Regions from separate parts of the Homo sapiens genome. Here region 1 is linked to region 2. A link is a loop called in an ENCODE intact Hi-C map of the cell type or tissue named here. Cell type or tissue: Caco-2. All regions are shown on one strand. Each heading gives the region's core, and the rest is flanking DNA. Links, peaks and the distances in the headings are about the cores only.

Region 1 (11,272 bases), core at 3,253-8,252, 550 kb after region 2:
GGTTACTTTTTTTTCCTGGGGATAGTTTTCTAGAACTGAAATGATTAATAAGCTATCTTCTCAAAGGGATTTTGGTAGCTTGTTTTGGTTACTTCCATCCCATTCCTATTTAAATACGCAGAATCAAGGCTAAGCTACTGGCTGCACTTTTCTAAATACTTTTATTACCATAAGAATGTTGCATTTAGAGATTAATGAGAATTTGAGGCAGCAGAGTATAGCAGCAAGAAAATGGAATTAGAAATCAGACAGATGTCTTTAAATCTCATTTTTATCCCTTTTTGGAATGTTATTTTGGGTAACCTGTTTCAACTTTTGGAACCTCATTTCCTAATCTGTAACATAGAAATTATTTAAAAACCAAAATTTCAAGGTTGTTGGATGAGTAAATGAAATAAAGTCTGTACAATGCCCAGCCTGTCACAAGAAAAGCACTAACTGGCTATTAGTCTTATCCCAGGTTCTTCAGCATTTTACTGTGTGGCACACAGCAACATAGAAGAAGGTATCTGTACTTTGGAAAAATTTATAGTCAATTTGGGGAGCCACAGAAACATAGAACCAAGGTGACAGTGATAAAGCTGCATGTTATCCCATGCTGATTAATTCAATGTGGAGAGAGTGTGGAATAAAACAGTCGTTAGAATAGTGTGGATTTGTAAATGCACACTCAGTTTCTACAGATTCCACCCCATAGGCCCACTTCTGCCAAGACACAATCAGTCATGTGGGATTTGACAGGTAGGAGGTAGTCTGCTATAATAACCAAGTTTTAGAACAAAAGAACATTCTTGTATCTGCTCAATAAAGTCAACGGGCTGATATTTAAGACAGCTGTTTTGTGTTGGGCATGATAAAACAGATACTGCTGTAGTTGCCAATACAGGCTGAGGTAAGGCAAGTAGTTATTGCCTGTAATAAAATAGGATGTATTTAAAAGGTGCCTGACCCAGGGACCAATGATGTTCACTCCCTGATACACAATACCTTAATATTGGCAAACTTAATGACAACATTCAGTGTTAGTGCCTCTCCAGCCAGGACCATTAGCTACCAGACATTCTTGTTCAAATTGTGAGGGTTTTTGTCAGGTTTATTCTGTGAAGAATAATGTTGCAGACCTTCTGAGGGAATCATCAGCTGATTTTCTGAAACTCTGAAGAAACAAAATATCACTGATAGTCCCCAGCAAATATTTCTATTTATTAGACAGTAAACGAATTCAAATATAAGCTATTTTAATGAAGCCAAGAAACATGCAACTTTTGGATATTTGCCATCTATTTTCTTTAAATTAATCTCAAAATCTAACTCTTTGTCAGACAATGTATAAAGTGGTTAATGTGGGCTAATTCATTCAATCCTTGCAATTCTGAAAAGAGGTGATGTTATGTCCTGTTTTACAAGTGAAGAAATTGAGGTTTAGAGAGAGTATAAGTAATTTGGTTTAAGTCACGTATCTAGTAAGTGGCAAAGTTGAGTTCCTATCCATATATGTCTAATTCCTAAGCATAAGCTTATGACCATTAGCTATATTATGTTGTTCTTCCATAAATTCTTTATTGTCGGCTTGAAGAGTGGAGCTCTTTTCTGTCAATACCAGTGTGTTAGTAACTAAAAGAAATTATAAAGCTTAGGAGATGCAATTATAATAGATCATATCAACACTACTCTACCACAAAGGATATATTTCTCTGAGGATGCAAAACACAGAATGCTTTCCTGTTTTTCTGTTCCCTACTGGTGAGAGCTTTGAGTAGAGCAATTCATAGGAGTGGCATAAACTTTAACCATGTGATGTTTTATTTCCAGTATTGATTCTTATCTTTTTCTGATGCTGAGTTACCTAATGAAGATGTAGGAAATTAAGTAATGAGAAGACTATTTAGCTAGAAATCAGCAGGCAGGGTGAGATGAAAACTAAATACTGGAGAGAGGTGATAGTCTGGGCAAATGAAAAGTAAGAAAAGTTAATTGAAATGACTATGTGACATTCAAATTTACCAGTGGAATTGAGAATTGACCTCAGGCCCTACAATTTCAGTCCAGTGCTTTCTTAGCACTGGGGAAGTCACCGTTTAACTTGCTAGCTTTTCAGTAATACTTAATTCCAGAGTTTCCCTTCATGGCAAATTCATTCTTCAGAATTTCATGTAAATAAAATAACTACTTCGATATTAATATCAGTACATTATTCTGAGCTATATGAATTGTGGCATGAGTTTGTAAAAGTCAATTTTTTCTTACCTTGCTAATTAGCTTCATGCTCTCTATGTATGTAAAATAAGTAACAAGTGACACATTAATTTTATTAAGAACAATCTCAAATGTCAGAGAGTGTAATGAACCAGAGATATGATTATAATTGCCATAACTGGTTGAAACCAACATGTGTCTCTGCCTTAGCATAATAGTGGTTTTATAATCATTTTGAGAAATGTAATTGTTTCTCACTGTCTGCAGATCCTTCTTATTGCATCCATCTCCTATAACTCTGAGCATTCCTACAATCCTCTTTTATCTAAATGTACTCCTATAAAGGAGTACTCTTTTATCTAAATGTACTCCTATTTGTAGATTTTTTGGTAATTGAAAGTAACACAAACATTTTTCTTTAATGTCTTAAATAGGTTTTCATGTTTCCAAGCTATAAGTAAAGAATATGAGAGAGAGAGAGAGAGAGAGAGAGAGAGAGAGAGAGAGAGAGAGAGAGAGAGTGAGCTGGAGTGAGAGCAAGCACGTGAGACTAAGGGATACGTGGGAACTACACTAGAATAATAAATGTATTTGCTAAACCCATCTCAATTACCTACGATTTTAGATATAGCTTATTATCTGACTTATCTTGGTATCTCCACTCTCAAATTAATTATGGAAGCAGAGATATTAGAAAGTTGATTACAATTGATTTTTATGCCAGTGGTTTCATCCAAAGCCTCTTGTAGGCATTGGGGAAAGGAGGCGTAATCAATATCAAGTTACTAGTGAATTTCTCTCTTAATTGATAATTTAAATTAGTAAATTAAAAAAATTTTTTTGGGAAAAGTTTGAAGTATACTACCTAAAAGATGATTGATTTTTTAACTTAAGACATATCTTATAATGGCTTTATTTTCTTTGTTTCACTTAAATCACTGTGCCATTGGAATGTCATATATATGGCATCTTGCTTCCTTGTGGAACACTTCAGCAAAGAAACAGCATCTGTTTTGTTTCTGGAACTAGCTCTGTGAACTTTGACAATCATGCCACTTCACTGGATCTTAGATCCTATAGAAAGGTTGAGTCTCTGGTCAAGATGACCTATGATATTACTTGGAGGTTCATAATTTTATGATTGGAGAAGCAGGACCTTAAAATAAAATGGGGACATACTTCAGTTTAAGGAAATAATGTGATTGTCAAAGCCCATTGTAAACTAGTGGTGATAATTTATCTTTAATAAAACAAACAAAAAAGGCTATTTTACTTTCAAAATATTTATCTCAGAATGTCTTTAGATAGACAATTCCTCTAGTGTATTTAAAATGATATTGAAATATGAATTTTAATTTTAATCAGAACAATTGCAGATATAGAGTAAAAGTTATTTATTATCTTTGAGTTTTTTAAATAAAAGAAGGTTTGTGAAGAAAAAGTAATAGGGAAAGGAGTAGTATTGTTACTGCAAAGGGCTCCCGACCCAGACACCAAGAGAGGGTTCTTGGATCTCGTGAAAGAAAGAATTTAGGGTGAGTCTATACAGTAAAGTGAAAGCAAGTTTATTAAGAAAGTAAAGGAATAAAAGAAGGGCTAACCCATAGGCAGAGCAGCACCAGGGTGGCTGGTTGCCCATTTTTATGGTTATTTCTTGATTATATGCTAAACCAAGGGTGGATTATTCATGCCTCCCCTTTTTAGAACATAGAGGGTAACTTGCTCATGTTGCCATGGAATTTGTAAACTGTGATGGCGCTGGTGGGAGTGTAGCAGTGAGGATGACCAGAGGCCACTCTCATTGTCATATTGGTTTTGGTGGGCTTTGGTTAGCTTCATTATAGCAGTGTGTTTTATCAGCAAGGTCTTTATGACATGTATCTTGTGCTGAACTTCTATCTTATTCTGTGACTAAATGCCTTAACCTCCTGGGAATGCAGCCCAGCAGGTCTCAGCCTTATTTTACCCAGCCCCTATTCAAGATGGAGTTGCTCTGGTTCAAACACCTCTGACAGTGTTAACATATATTTAGAAAACCTTAATTTCCTCCAAACAGTTTAACTTTGTTGCCATATTACACTTGATTTTCTAGACATAGGCTCTTAAACCTTTGTGTGATCATGAGACTTTAAAAATGTAGGCTCTAATTCAAGTGTCTAAGGTTTTTTTTTTAAAGAACTATTATGTTAGATTATTTCTAACACCAACTACTTGCTATTTCAACGTCCTCATTTTCCTTAATATTCTCCCCAAGAGTTGTCAAGTTCTGCTGTTGCTGTTCTAGTTTTTTCTCTCAACAGAAATCTATAACAAACTGTATTCATGGAAATGAACAGTGTTTGATATGAATAGATATCGGTGCCTTTTCAGTAATTTACTTTTCTAATATGTTACTTTTAAAAAATCATTTAGGTCTCTTTGGCAACTAGAGAGTTTTTAGTAAAATTGTCAGATGGATTCAGTCTTGTGTGCTTCCTCTGATCAGTTGTCACTGAGTGTGGGCTACCTGGGCTTTCTGGAACAGTTGACTTTCAAAATGAAATAAGCCAACACTGTGAGTCATGTATGCTATTACTTCCCTACCATTATAATGCTTGACTTACTATATTTCATAAGCTTTATGAATGGTTTCGGTACTTTTAAAATCACCTTATCAGTCACCAAGACTTGTTTATTCCATTCTCCAAAGTGTCGGTCACCTCCTTTCCATTTCTGCTGTCTCCACTCTGGCTCAAGAAGTAATCATTTTTCCTCTTCTTCACACATGTAGTGAGCTTCACATGTTTAGTTAGCTTTGTAAACAAAGGTTGAATTGCATGATTTTTCTTTGCAGAAACTTCCACTGTTTCAGCGTGTCCCCTTTGTTTACAGAGTAAAGTCCAAGTATGCTAGCATGTGTTCAGAGTACTTACTCATCCTGCCCAGATTCCTTTCCCAGCCTTATCTCAGACATGGGCACCAGCCAAAGTGGACTAGGTGTTAATCCCCACGTTCCTTTGTGTCTTCCCTTTCTCCACCCTTGTTGACACTTTCCTACAGCCTGAGAAGCCTTTCCCCCATTTGTGGCTCTCCTTGCCTGGTTGTCAAGATTTACCTCACTCAGTGCAATTTGTGATATTTTACTAGATTCTTGAAATTGGAATTAATTGTTGCTTCCTTGGAGTTCCCAGACAACATTTCTTGTACATTCTTTTTGTTTTATTTTGACTTAAAATTTTTTAGGTTTTTGCACGCCTGTCTCCCCAACCAAGTTTAAAAATATCTATTTGTTTTATCATTGATTATTACAAAACCAGACTTTGTGCTTTGCACATGAAAGGTTTTCAATAAATGTTTGCCACTTGATAGATTGGAAGAATGAATGTGGACATCTATGAATTTGAATATGTTTATACATTATATGTTTATACCCTTAAAAATATTAGTTTATATTGGCTGGTTGTGGTGGCTCACGCCTGTAATCCCAGCACTTTGGGAGGCCGAGGCGGACGGATCACATGAGGTTGGGGGTTTGAGACCAGCCTGACCAACATGGAGGAACCCTGTCTCTACTAAAAATACAAAATTAGCCCGGCATGGTGGCGCCTGCCTGTAATACCAGCTACTAGGGAGGCTGAGGCAGGAGAATTGCTTGAACCTGGGAAGTGGAGGTTGTGGTGAGCCGAGATCGTGCCATTGCATTCCAGCCTGGGCAACAAAAGTGAAAACTCCGTCTCAAAAAAAAAAAAAATTAGTTTATACACTTAGTGAGAACACTGAAATGCCTGCCTGATTTTGCTATTCAGTAAAGATATAATTATTTAATCTTTGTTTATATAACGTTCTACAAAGTTTTATTTGTGAAGAAATGAGAAACAAATAAATTTAAATTAAAACACATTGTCCTCAAGCAGAGCAAAGCTAATTTTAGAGGTGGCCACAGTACATTCTAAATATTGACGGATAATTTGGCCAGGCGCAGTGGCTCATGCCTATAATCGCAGCACTTTGCGAGGCTGAGGTGGGTGGATTATTTGAGGTTGGGAGGTTGAAATCAGCCTGGACAACAGGGTAAAACCCCATCTCTACTAAAAAATACAAAAATTTGTCAGGTATGGTGGTGGGTGCCCATAATCCCAGCTACTTGGGAGGGCGAGGAGGCAGGAGATTCTCTTCAACCCAGGAGGCAGTGGTTGCAGTGAGCCGAAACTATGCCACTGCACTCTGGGTTGGGTGACAGAGTGAGACTCTTTCTCTCTCTCTCAAAAAAAATATTTTATATATATACATATATATATATGTATATATATAAATAAAAATGTTGACAGATAATTCGCTTAATCTGGGCATGAATACTACCCAAAAAAAGGAGACAATTTGCATGTGTGATATCCTATATAAAATACCTAAGTAGAAAAATAAGTGAACATATCTTTTACTCAAGGAAGACTTTTGTCTTGGGGAAAAATATGTCTTAAAGTACTTGGTGAACTAATAAAGTGCAGCAGCACGTGATGGTTTCACTTGGGTATAATTTAGGGTAAGAAGAGCTGTTTGGTGGCCTGGCCACTTGAGGAAGCAAAAATTTGCTTATATGCTAATGTACTTCTTCCAGACTCTGTATTTTTTTTTATCACCAATTTAAATTTTGTGCCACACAATGTAAAATAAAATTTTAGAAAAGTCAAAATCCAACTAAAGAAAAGTGTCAAGGATGAGAAGATGGAAAACAATGCTTTCTATAAAAAAAGGAAAAGACAGAACTTGTTTACACATGTTCAAGTTAAAAATGAGGAAGTTTACTTAAGTCAAGTCACTATCCATAAATCATGTCTTTCCTACACTTGTCTGGCTATAAAGTTTCCTTGGATGGCCTAAGTAATTTCCTAAGTGCTTGTAACAGCTGAAGTATCTAAGTGCTCAGTTGATTATATTTAGCCTAAAATGTTGTCATCCCTGATTACATCAAGTCTTTCCAGAGAAACAGACCTCATTAGTGGCTATAGCTATAAAATTAGGAAAAAAAAAGAAAATTATAAAGCCACTTTGTTTCAATGAGGTCAATAAATGGTAATACAAGGTGAAGATGATGATGATTGATGAACAATTTCCAGCACATATATAAAATGCTGTGATTTAAAAAATGCAACTGTTGTGTGGTTGTGTCATTTTCATTTTGGCAGCATGGTCTAAACCAGCTATTGTCAACAAGAGGCACCATCAAAATTGCTTCAGAGGTTTTGCGAACTACTTATGGGCACTCCTGAAAATTCTAGGTTGCTTTCCTACAAGGGACTAAGTCCTCCCCATCATTTTCTCTATGCCCCCAATACCCCAGTAAAACTTCTGTCAGTTGAGCCTCAGGCCTCATCCTCCCATTCCTTCTACTTCCGTATCGTCTCTTTAACATGGCTGACCATTCTGCTAACTAGGTCCAGGCCAGTCTGACCCATGCAAAGACTATGCACAAGTTCCTTGACTCTTCCAACCTCACAATCTCTGGCCAACCTTCTCCTCCTCGCCAGGAATCCTGTACTTTGAGCTGGTAGAGTTGTACTCAAAAAGGGCAAATGACATCATACTATTACTCCCTTGTTTAAGACCCTCTAGTTGCCTGTATAATGAGTCATCAGGATCTTCCAAACCCTGACTTAAATTTTCAGCCTCATCTCTTTCTCTCTATGTCCCACCACCCTCCCCTTCTCCACTTTTGCCTCTAAACTCTTTCCTAAACTCTAAGTCACTTCAGACACCTGTGTTTCCTGAGAAAACCATGATGTTCACACTGTGGTTCTCTCTGGTAGGAACAGTTTGGCCTCACGTTGTTATCTCACCTGATGGACTCTGCCGATAGTTCAAGCATCACTCATACTATGAAGACTTTTCCTGATCCTTCAGATTGACTTGCCCACCCCTCCCTTTCTCTAATTTGTAATGAATTTATTATACATATTCCACATTTCACTGCACATATTTGTTTATAAATCTGTCTCCTTAATGGAATATAAATAATCTAGGGCCTGGAGCCCAATGTGTTCATATCATGGTCTCCAACACTAAATCCTTTATCTGGCACTTAATAACCTAGTGCTGGTTGAATCAACATTTGAATGAGTGTCAGACAGCTATTAAACTGTAAATTCTCATAGGATAAGAATCATGTCTTATTCAGCTTTGCATCCCACTTAGCTTCTAGTCCAGTGTATTGCATATAGAAAGTGCTTGATAATTATTTATTCAATATATAGTTGAAGAAAGGAACGTTAGTAGAAGAAAGGCACATCACATATGAACAGGAACCATGGCTGGAAGGCCTGAAGGCCAGAAAGAGTATAGTATTAATTGAGTTGAAAAAAAATCAATTGTAAAAAGGCAGGATGAAGGAGACATAGCGAAGCAATTGCCTATGCCTGTTTCATTCAGTGGTTTTTTTAGGACTTGTAGAACTGTAGGTAGGATGGGCTGCTACTGAGATTTTGTTTCCATTGTTGTTTTGTTGGTTTTGGGGCCGAGATGAGAGCCTTTGAGTCAGGGCACACTTCTGTTCTACTCACTTCTGATAAGGATGAAACATACATATTAGGAAGTCATTTTCATTCTCCTGTATCTCAGCTGATCATTTATGCTGACCTACATATTCCCATTTGGATTAGTTCCTTCTTCTGTTTAAATTCTGTTATTGAGTCTGCAAATCTCAGATTACTCCTAGGTACTTCTGAATTGTCCAATGGTCCAAAGAAATTACAGAAGATATTGCTTAAAATCTGGAGGAAGAAAAAAACCAACCTTGCCAATCTAGCCTTACCTTTACAAGCATGTTATTGTTTTCATTGTCATAGCCTATGTATTATTTCATGCATCTTAAAGAGAGCTGGCTCAAGACAACCTTGCATATAGATAAAGATTTTCTTTTGAAATGTTGAAATGTTGAGCCTGAATATACATGACTTTTCCTCCATTATAGAAGCAACATATTATTCTACAGCTAATAGACAAAGGAACAAAATGTTAGAAAATCCAGTCATATGATCAATATATTTTGGGAGTGGTGCTTGGAAGGCAGCAGTATGTGAGCTGATGTTGGGTAGAGTGATGTTAGCCTCCAGCTTTCTACTTAGTGGAGATCTGTAGGCACATCACAGTCATCAGCTCTTGCTTCTTGGACAAGTGATCCATTGCACTGACTCTGGGAAAAGCAATAAACCCTAAAAGACTGCTAATCTAGCTAATTGTGTAAAATATTTGGAGGATCATTGTCCACTTAGCTGTTAGCAAGTGAGCTGAAATGTGGTTACTGCTTTTAGAGTGGGCAGGAGGAGAGACTGAGAAAAATAATGATATATAATCTCAAGTGTTGTAACGTAGTTAGGGAATGGTGTAATGTATTACAGGCTTAGCAAAAGTTTAGAGCCAGAAAGATCTGGATTTAAACGGCAACTCCATACTTTACTCTGAGAGTTCAGATAAGTTAGTTTCCTTGTGCTTCTGTTTATAGAAATTCCTTCTGATACAGTTGTATAAGGATTGTTTGAGATAATATTAATAAAGTGTTTTGAAAGTTTCAATAGCTTAGCAAGGAATTCTTGTTTTTATACAGATATTCAACTGAAATATTTGGAAAACAGTAGATCACTTCATGAAGATAAAGTTGTAAAAATATGCAAAAAAAAATCAAATTATGTTGAAAAGAGCAAAGGAGAAAGTACAAATCACCCCAACTTTCTTACCCAGCAATAGGTCAGGCCAAGCAGATATCTCTTTGTGCATTTATTTAGAGGCATATAAGGCATATTTCCATTCATATTTATTTTACAATGACTTACGTAAGATGGAAGTCGAGTTTTTTTCCTTGGATTTTGGCTTCAGATATTAATACCTGAACCTAGCTGCTGCTTTTCAGGCCTAGTACCCCCTGCCTGGAGAGCATCTCTCCAAGGGAATGATCTCAGCTGTGGTCTCAATATACCCCTCTTCCTATCTGTCTGCCTCCATGGAGCCTTCACTGCTGTTGTTAAAACATTGCTGTTGACAGTGCCACTGGGAAGTTGCAGTAATGTCCTATTGCTACAAGGCCTGGCATGAGACCTTGCTGTCTGCTGTCCCTGTAACCCTGTATGTAACTCTGCTCATTGCCTCCTGGTGCTTGTCTCTCTTGATTTACCAGATCTTTGTGGTTCTATGTGGTCCTTCTAGGTTCAGTCTCAGTCAGAAGTCCTCCTTACCAAAGACTCCCTGGGTGTCGTCATTTCTTTAAATCCATATATTCACAACTTTTTTGCTCTGTGGGCACACACCCCACAGTTCCAGGCTCCAGACTGTGTGGGCCTGTCTTTGTCTCTGAATCTGGGTCTCCCATCTGAGCTCTACCTTCTTTTGTAAAGAAATTCCTCTCAGAGTTTCCTATTATATATTCCTTCCACCAGACCCTGGCTGGGCCGACAGTATAAACTTAAAAAGATATCAAGAGGATTCATTTTTCATTTTACCAGGAGGCTCTTTGGCCCCTTTTAATTTCATAGAAGGCAAAAGGAACTTGGAGGAGCAGCCTTAGGCTCACATTACATCTCTTCTTTCTTCTACAAAGTGGACTTGAGATCAGGGCTTAACTATTCCCATACACTACTCTAGTAGTGCCTGGCACATAATACATGCCCAATAAATCTGTGTTGAAAGAAAGCATGAATGAATATTTTCGAATGAATTTGACCTTTTTCCTTAATCACAGTTTAGGGCTTTATCACTTAATTTAGGGCATTGCACACCCACTCTACATTATTCTCTTTGCCTTTGCCTCTAGATAGTTTTTCCAATATTTACTATATGCTGGGTTTGCTCTAAGCACTTTATATTTACTTACTTACTCCTCAAACAACTCTATGAGGAGGATACTATGATCATCTCCTTTTTTACAGATAAGAAAACTGAAGCCTAGAGAGTTTTAGTTTACACAGCTAGTAAATGGTGGAACTGGTGGTTCCCAGTTGTAATGACTGTTCAGAGGTGGCACCCTGCCAGGTGATGACAAGTCCATGAGATCTGGTGATTGTACTGAAGTGGGGAAAAGCTGGCAGTCTCTTCTTGGGTGCCAGAATTATAA
Region 2 (8,519 bases), core at 3,520-8,519:
CCATGCCCGGCTATTTTTTGTATTTTTAGTAGAGATGGGGTTTCTCCATGTTGGTCAGGCTGGTCTCAAACTCCCGACCTCAAGTGATCCACCTGCCTTGGCCTCCCAAACTGCAGGGATTATAGGCATGAGCCACCGCACTGGGCAAAAATAATTATTATAAAATTAGTTTTGATGTGCACTTACTGGGAGCTGGTGCTGTGATTTACATATGATAAGCAAAGCTCTTTAAACCCCTAAACAACTCAATAAGCTTGGAAGTACATTACTTACTTATAAAAAACTGAGACTAGAAAGGGCTCATATTTGTCCAAAGACATATAGTCATTCAGCTAATATTTAATAACCCCTAATATGTGTCAGACATTAAATTACATGTCAGACTGTTGAGGGAACTACAGAAATATCTGTGAATAAAGCAGAAATGTTCTCTGCTATCTTGGATCTCATATTCAAATTCAGGGAGGCAGACAATAAACAAAAAATAAGACAATATCAGCTAGTGATAAGGGCTACGAAGAAATAAAATACTGATATGATAGTTCATAACTGAGTGTACAGGGTCAGAGATCAGTACAGTTACACAGAGCCTTCTGTTCAGAAGGGCCACACTCTTGGTTTAATAATATTCTGCTGTCATTGTCTTGAAATTCTTAATTTTATCTTCTGACTTGTGTTTTATAAGTGTGGTTTGATAAGGCACTGTGACATATGAATAAGCAGAAGACATATGTAGAACATGTATGTCCTCTGTTCCTTGCCATGCCATTCTTATGTAGCATTTGTGATCTCTCATGAGCATGGAATTCCAGTTGAATCACCACCCTGGAGAATTCAGTGAGATTCAAAGCCAGTGTGAGATAAATGTTCTATGTCTTCCACGGAGGAAGCAGGAATGCTGATATGTTTAGAAGCCATGCTTCTCTCAAACCAGAACTTGCTTCTGATGAAAGAAAAACTTCAGCCGAATTAAATTTAAAGGAGTTTAATTGGGCATTGAACAATTTGCGAATCGAGCAGCCCCCAGAATCACAGCAGATTAATAGAGACTCCAGGGGTGCCTCGTGTTCAGAACAAATTTATAGACAAAAAAGGTAAAGTGATGTACAGGGATCGGAAGTGAGGTACAGAAACAGTGAAATGGGTTACTACTCGGTGTTTGCCTTATTTGAATGCAGTTTGCACATTCTGCAGTCTATGAGTGGTTGAAGTATGGCTGCTGGGATTGGCCAACACTCAGCTATTATTACAGGTACATGCTACCAAGTTAGGTTTTCAATTTTGTCTATTAAGCTAGGTTACAGTTCATCCACAAGGACTCAAATATAGAAGTACAGAGTCCTTCTCAGGCCATAGTTTACTTTAACACTTCCAATGCAAAAAGAAGGCAATGACATTCTGAAAGATGACCAAAGAACCCAGTCTTATTCTTTTCTTCTTTCATTAATTCTTGTAGCAGCCAGCCATTAACTCCAAAAGTGATGATGTAATGTATTAGTCCCTTATTATGCTGCTATCAAGAAATACCAAAGACTGGGTAGTTTACAAAGGAAAGAGGTTTGACTCACAGGTTTGCATGGTTGGTGAGGCCTCAGGAAACTTAAAATCATGGTGGAAGGCACCTCATCACAGGGTAGCAAGAGAGAGAATGAGTGCCAAGTGAAGGGATAAGCCCCTTACAGAACCATCAGATCTCATGAGAACTCACTCACTATCAGAACAGCATGGTGGAAACTGCCCCTGCAATTCAACTATCTCCACCTGGTCCTGTCCTTTGATGCATGGGGATTATCACAAACAAGGTGAGATTTGGGTGGGCACACAGAGCCAAACCATGTCAGTAAAAGGAAAGGTAAAGACGGGACAGAGTAGTTTCCTTTCTTTTCAGTTCTTCCTTATTAATCTGTAAGTCAAAGGTAGGAAATGTTATTAGCATATGTGTGTATGAAATAAAAACAGTTGAGTTAGTTTTGTGCAGTGTTTCTACTGTTAAGAATAAAATGCATGTATGAATTATGAAATAAGTTGTATAATTTTTATAATCCCATGTAAGAGTTAAATGCTCTTCTGTTGATACTTAAAACCAGCATTGTACACTATAAAGATGAATGGAGAAAGTCATGGAAATATCTAAAACTTTAACTTTTCTTTCTGGAGAATGACATTAAATAGCAAATAAAAAACACCGTGACACAAGAGAGCTTAAAGGAAGGGGAAAAACTTTCTATTTTCGTACCTTTCATATCATTTTTATCTTCCTTTTCTTACAAGATCCCTCACATCTTCATTTTGTACCGGGTTGTGCAAATCAGGTAGCTGGTCTTTGTGGGGGTGCTATTTTAGACTGGGTGATCAAGAGAGGCCTCTTTGAGAAGACAGCATTTAAACTGATAACCTAGAAATTAAAAAAAAAAAAGCCAACGATGGGAAGGTCTGGGGAAAGAACATTCCAGGGAGAGGGTATAGCTAGTGCAAAGACCCTCAGGCAGGAAAGAACTTTATGAGTTCCAGAAATAGAAAGAAAACCAGTCTCACCAAAAAGTAGTTGTTAAGGTATAGAGTGGCAAAAGGTGAGGTCAGAGTTGGGGCAGGGACAGTGTGTGAAGGTCTTAAAGTGTAGAATAATTTATTCTATTTGTGTTAGTAGCCATTGGAAGGTTTCAGGCAGAGAAATGACATAAATGACTTATGTTTAAAAGGACATTATTCTGGCCAGGCACAGTGTCTCACACCTGTAATCACAGCACTTTGAGAGGCCAAGGCAGGCGGATCACCTGAGGTCAGGAGTTCGAGACCAGCCTGACCAACATGGCGAAACCTCGTCTCTACTAAAAATACAAAAATTAGCCAGGCATGGTGGTGGGTGCCTGTAATCTCAGCTACTCAGGAGGCTGACGCAGGAGAATCATTTGGACGCAGGAGAATCATTTGAACCCAGGAGGCAGAGGTTGCAGTGAGCCAAGATTGCCCCACTGTATTTCAGCCTGGGCAACAGTGAGACTCTGTCTCAAGAAAAAAAAAAAAACCAACAAAAACATTATTCCTGCAATATGAAGGCAAGAGTGGACTCAGGGAGACCATCCTGTGCAGTTTATATCTGAAGAATTCCTTACCCGTCCAGGTAAAATTCATCGTATTTCTCTCGTAATTTCTGTTATTCCATTTAGTATTTTCAAACATATCTTCCTGTGCTAGACAGTAAACTCCTTGTAAGCACTGACATTGTCTTATTCTTCTCTAAATCACTGTTGTCCCTCACTTTGTTTGCATATAATCACTTAAAATATTTATTGAGTCAATGATTGGAATAAGACTTAAACCACTCTTGCAGTAAAAGCTCTTCCCTTGGAACTTTCTTGAAATTAAGAAATTAAGATTATTTAGAGGAGTCATGGCCAGGCGCGGTCACTCACGCCTGTAATCCCAGCACTTTGGGAGGCCGAGGCGGGTGGATCACGAGGTCAAGAGATCGAGACCATCCTGGCCAACATGGTGAAACCCCGTCTCTACTAAAAATACAAAAAGTTAAGCCAGGCGTGGTAGCAGGTGCCTGTAGTCCCAGCTACTCGGGAGGCTGAGGCAGGAGAATGGCGTGAACCCAGGAGGCAGAGCTTTCAGTGAGCCGAGTTGGTGCCACTGCACTCCAGCCTGGGCGAAAGAGTGAGACTCCAGAGCGAGACTCCAGAGCGAGACTCCATCTCAGAAAAAAAAAAAAAAAAGAGGAGTCATAAGGAAAGGTGTTATAGCAGCTGTAAATGAATTGGAACTAAATACAAAATAGTATGTTAATTTTACAACTTTAGAAATTTGGGGAAAAATTACTGACTAGGTCATTAATGAGAATTTGAATTTCTACACTGCCTCTTCCTGAAACCATGTGCAATATGAACCCAAAGCCACAGCTGTTATTGGTGCTAATATTTTGTCCAGAAGTTCCAGCCTGGTGTCTTGGGACTAAAGTTGGCCTGAGACATATTTTGTCTGGTTTGCAGCATATGTAAATATTGTGCTGAATTAGTCGTTGGTGTTTAAAACTAAGGAGTTTTTTCATAAAGATCTGTTTTTCTCTTTTTCTTGAGAAGCAACATACATACAAGAAATAAAAATCTTGGCAGCATTGGATTTGCATTTCATCAAGGCAATATTCAGCCAGAGCTGAGGATGGCCACCACCTTTGGAAGGGGCCTGTGTCTCTATTTTATGATAGTCCTCACCTTTATCATAGTATTCATCTTGCTCTGCTCTTTTGAGCTACCTGCCTGGCTCCTGTAGGCATTTGTGTTTGTGACTCCCCTTACTGAGACATATATGTATACTATTGTTATTTAAAATGAGAACTTTTTTTGGCCAGGTGAGGTAGCTCATGCCTGTAATCCCAGCACTTTGGGAGGCTGAGGTGGGCGGATCACTTGAGGTCAGGAGTTTGAGACCAGCCTGGTAAACATGGTGAAATCCCATCTCTACTAAAAATACAAAAATTACCTGGATGTGTTGGCACATGCCTGAAATCCCAGCTACTCCGGAGGCTGAGGCACGAGAATCCCTTGAACCCCGGAGGAGGATGTCGATGTCGCAGTGAGCTGAGATCACACCATTGCATTCCAGCCTGGATGACAGAGCGAGACACTGTCTCAAAAAATAAAATAGGCTGGGTGTGGTGGCTCATGCCTGTAATCCCAGCACTTTGGGAGGCCGAGGCGGGTGGATCACAAGGTCAGGAGTTCAAGACCAGCCTGGCCAATACGGTGAAACTCTGTCTCTACTAAAAATACAAAAATTAGCTGGGCATGGTGGCACACGCCTGTAGTCCCAGCTACTCAGGAGGCTGAGGCAGAAGAATCGCTTGAACCCGGGAGGCAGAGGTTACAGTGAGCCGAGATCACGCCACTGCACTCCAGCCTGGTGACAGAGCAAGACTTTGTCTCAAAATAAAATAAAATAAAAAAGAACTTTTTTTAAAAAGAGGGTCTTAATTATACAAATTTCTCTTTAGTTTTCTTGTTAAATGTGCTGGGCCATTCTTGCTTTCCTTGCAGCTTTCATCAACAAAAGAAGCAAGGTGGCCAGCCCAGATCCACCCAGATATGGGCTTGCCAGGGCAGGGTGAAATGCAGCTCTGATTTGTTGATGGATAAATTTTGAGGCTAGGAAAGGCCCTCCAAAGAGTAGCCAGAGGAGAGCTTTCCCACCAATTTGATCTATAGAAGGATACTCAGCATCTCTGCCCTCTTTACCTCCCAGTTACATGTCTGTTAAGATTTAGGGGTAGTGAGATTAAGGGACAGAATAAATTTAAAACTATCTATAATTATATACCCCATCGGCCTTCCCATGGGTTTAAATCATCAAACACTTCTTGTTTTTCCCATAGTGTTGCAGCCTTCTCTGAGCCACACTGCTGTATCACTGCTGAACAAGATGATTAGGTATGTGATTGTAGATTGCAGGCATTTGAGGTAGTGCCTTTATTTGGATAGTGCCATTTAATTTGTGATACTATTTCGTATGAAGCCACATGTTTGTTTATAGAGATGTATGGAGCAGTCCACAAAAGATACTCTGTGGCAAAGCTAATAAAGGCTGTTTCCACAGAGCTATCTGAAGGCATGTGGAAGCACAATAGTGACAAACAGAAACCACAATGGGTCAATGTTGAGAGAATCCTGGGATTGGGAGGTGCTTTTTAAAGGCCAGAAGGGAAAGAAAATCAGTTTGGAAGGATTTACTACACAGCAGGTCTTGGTGGATATATTCAGTTCTGGGAACACTTGGCAGTACCAGGGTGCAGTTCATTTACCAGTGTACAAATGATTGAACAGAAAAGCATTCAGGAGTCTCGAATAAATCATTTCCATATCCCACCCGAGCTGGTAAACGGGCGATGAACTGTAGAACAGCCCAGCTGTCCAGAGACAGTGGACAAACCTGGGAGTCCGTTTAGCATGAATGACTGACTCCGGGGAGGGAGGAGGGAGGGCGTTCAGCTGGGGGCTAGGGAAGGGGGTCAAAGTCCAAGCTGCAGAGAGGACAATAAGGCTATGCGTGGGACACAAAGCCGAACCGCAGCAGCAGCTGCCTGGCTCCCGGCGCGCCGCTGAATCAAGCTTCGATTTGAGAAGGGACCTGGCAGCAGCGCGTGCACTAGCTGCTTCCTTCTCCCAGAAGAGCCTGGAAGGGCGCACAGGCTGGTCGCCCTCGGGCGAGGGCAGCCGGCGGCAGGCATCCCTCCCCCTCGCCTCCCTGCCCAGCAGCGCCAGGCAGTGTCCCGACGAGGGCAGGGCGGGGCGCAGGCTGGGGGAGGGCGAGGTGGGGCTGAGCCGCGCGGCGGCGGCTGACGCAGTGCGGGGCGAGGAGCCCGGAGCGCCCTGGCGGGCGTGGAGTCCCCAGCCTGGCCGCTGGGAGGCCGCGTCCCCACCGGAGGGGGCAGGGCGCACTCACCCGGCCGCCCTGAGGCCGCTGGCGGCCTGTTGGCTTCTCCACAGGCGCGCTCGCCGTTCAAGCGCGCTTTGTCCCCGCCCCAGATCCTGGGGGGTGAGCGGTGGAGAAGGGGCGGGCGCCCGCGAGCCGTGAATCACCTCCTCCTCTTGCTGCCTCAGCGCCGCCGCCACCTTTCCATTCAGTCGCCCAACATGGCTGGAGCGCGGCGGAGGTGAGCCGGCCGCCCGCCCGCAGACGCCCCAGCCTACTGCGCCCGAGTCCCGCGGCCCCAGTGGCGCCTCAGCTCTGCGGTGCCGAGGCCCAACGGCTCGATCGCTGCCCGCCGCCAGCATGTTGGGCGCCCCGGACGAGAGCTCCGTGCGGGTGGCTGTCAGGTGAGGACAGTCTGCCGGCGGCGGGCGGCGGGCGGCGGGTTGAGGGCGCGGCAAGGACCTGGCTGTGGCGCGGAGCACCGGCTACCGGGGTGGAGCGACCTGAGGGGCGTCCCGGCCGGGTTCTGCGGCTGAGGAAACTGAGGCAGTGAGTCCCCGCTGGCCTGGCACGCGCGGCCGGGTGCTGGCAGGGCGACTGCGCCGCCCTCACGCCGTCTGTGTTTGCAGGTGGCTGGCGGCTGCGCGGCGCCGGGTCCCTGGGGGGCGTCTTGACTTCTCTGGGGGAAAAGCCCTCGTCACTCCCCTCCGTCCCCTCGCGGGATCAGTCACCTCAGGTCTGGCCGCCTTGGGCTATCGCCTGTCCGGGAGGAGCTGCCTGTGCGCGGGGCTGTGGTGTTCTTTTTTATTAGTTCTAGAATGTCTGTCATACGTGTCCATGCAGCTCCGGCCTTCCCAGGCAGGAGACAAAGCATCTGACTATCAGCGCCGGCGACCGCAGGGCCCGCCGCGCGCCCACTCGGGTTCTGATGTCTGTGCAAATGAGACATCTTTTTCAGCATCACGGGGATCTAGACATGCCCCCGCGTGTGGGTAGAGGAGACAGATCTAGCCTCTTGGGTGTTGGAATGGGAGTGGAATTTAAGGTAAAATCCACTGGGGAGAGGTCTACAGAAGGAGGAAAACTCTTTAGCCAGAGGAAGGGTGAAATGGGTGACTGTGTGAAACATACTGACATTAGGCAGGGTGGATACAATGTAATCGTAACGTTACCCAGGCCAGGGTGTGAGTCTGGAAATACTAGGTACATCCTAGTATTGAAATTATATTTCGGCCAATGACAGGCACGAGTATTCGATGTAATTTCGGCTGTTTTGATACTTATCAAGAAGGAAAGCTCTGATAGTTGCTCATGGAAAATTGCAACATCATCACACTGTGTGAAAAATTAATGAAGCATTCATCCTAGAGTAAGTGCGTGGCTTTCACAGCTCTGAGAGTCTACTGTTAATTCACTTCTCCTTATTTATGCTTTAAGGATTATAAAAATAATCTACACTCCAAGGAATTAGGAACTATTAACAATCTCCCAGTCTTGTAGTCTTTCCAGAAAATTATTCTAAAAATTCTCCCCTCTAAACATTTCTATAGTTACTATTTTAGTGACACATCTTGGGTCAGGCATAGTAATGGCTGTTTCGTATACTTTGTATCTTTAATTAACTTAAATAATAAAATGAGTTTTTAAGTGTTTTTTTTTTTTTTTTTTTTACCACCCAGGGAGGTGACAGTTTTATGACTGGTTAGAATCACCTGTTATAAGGCTTTTGAAGTTTTAATTAGGCCTTCTTCGTTATTCTAGGGCTACTTATCCAATTGTTAGATTAGTCTGTTTCTCCTATTCACTGCTACTACCTCTCTTTTGGCCCTTTAATACCAGTTAATGACTGCACCAGGGTGGAGAAAGGGGAAGGAAAAAGACAGAAAACCCAATAAGAGGCAATTTTGTTAGGAGATCTGATCAAGGAAAGTGAAGAAGGTGCATAAAATATTACTGAAAACAGACAATTTGTCTGTTTTTAGACGTTTGAGATTTTTATATGTGAATTCTCTAGACTATCACAAGGCAGTTTGTTGACCATTCTGTTAAATCCGATGCTTCTTTGCCTGTAGAGCCATGGATGACCCTAAAGTGATGCTGACTGATAAATA

Evidence for each region. A loop is a pair of places that touch in the nucleus more often than their neighbours do. Peaks named below come from ENCODE experiments on the same cell type or tissue, not always from the same donor. Only the 100,000 strongest peaks of a DNase experiment are listed, where the experiment ranks them.
Region 1: it touches region 2 in a loop (3-fold over the local background); 4 of 110 quality-filtered maps call a loop at or near these places.

Annotation. Positions count from the first base shown.
Region 1 is chr12:38,886,104-38,897,375 of GRCh38, reverse strand. The region is part of intron 1 of CPNE8 (copine 8); the gene reads left to right. Among named protein-coding and RNA genes, the nearest start is that of CPNE8, 14 kb to the left of the region's middle. RefSeq lists a silencer at 4,718-4,797. In Caco-2, for the core only: no CTCF peak of the experiment used is centred there; a DNase peak (open chromatin) is centred at 5,145.
Region 2 is chr12:39,441,220-39,449,738 of GRCh38, reverse strand. KIF21A (kinesin family member 21A) reads left to right here and starts at 6,619. Exons shown (of 38, transcript NM_001173464.2): 1 at 6,619-6,812. The coding sequence starts at 6,769. LOC124902919 (a long non-coding RNA gene) reads right to left here and starts at 2,583. Exons shown (of 2, transcript XR_007063278.1): 1 at 2,237-2,583; 2 at 970-1,903. RefSeq lists enhancers at 5,949-6,008, 6,290-6,790, 7,609-7,678 and a silencer at 6,089-6,988. In Caco-2, for the core only: a CTCF peak has its summit at 6,445; DNase peaks (open chromatin) are centred at 6,018, 6,378 and 7,208; H3K4me3 peaks cover 3,132 bases.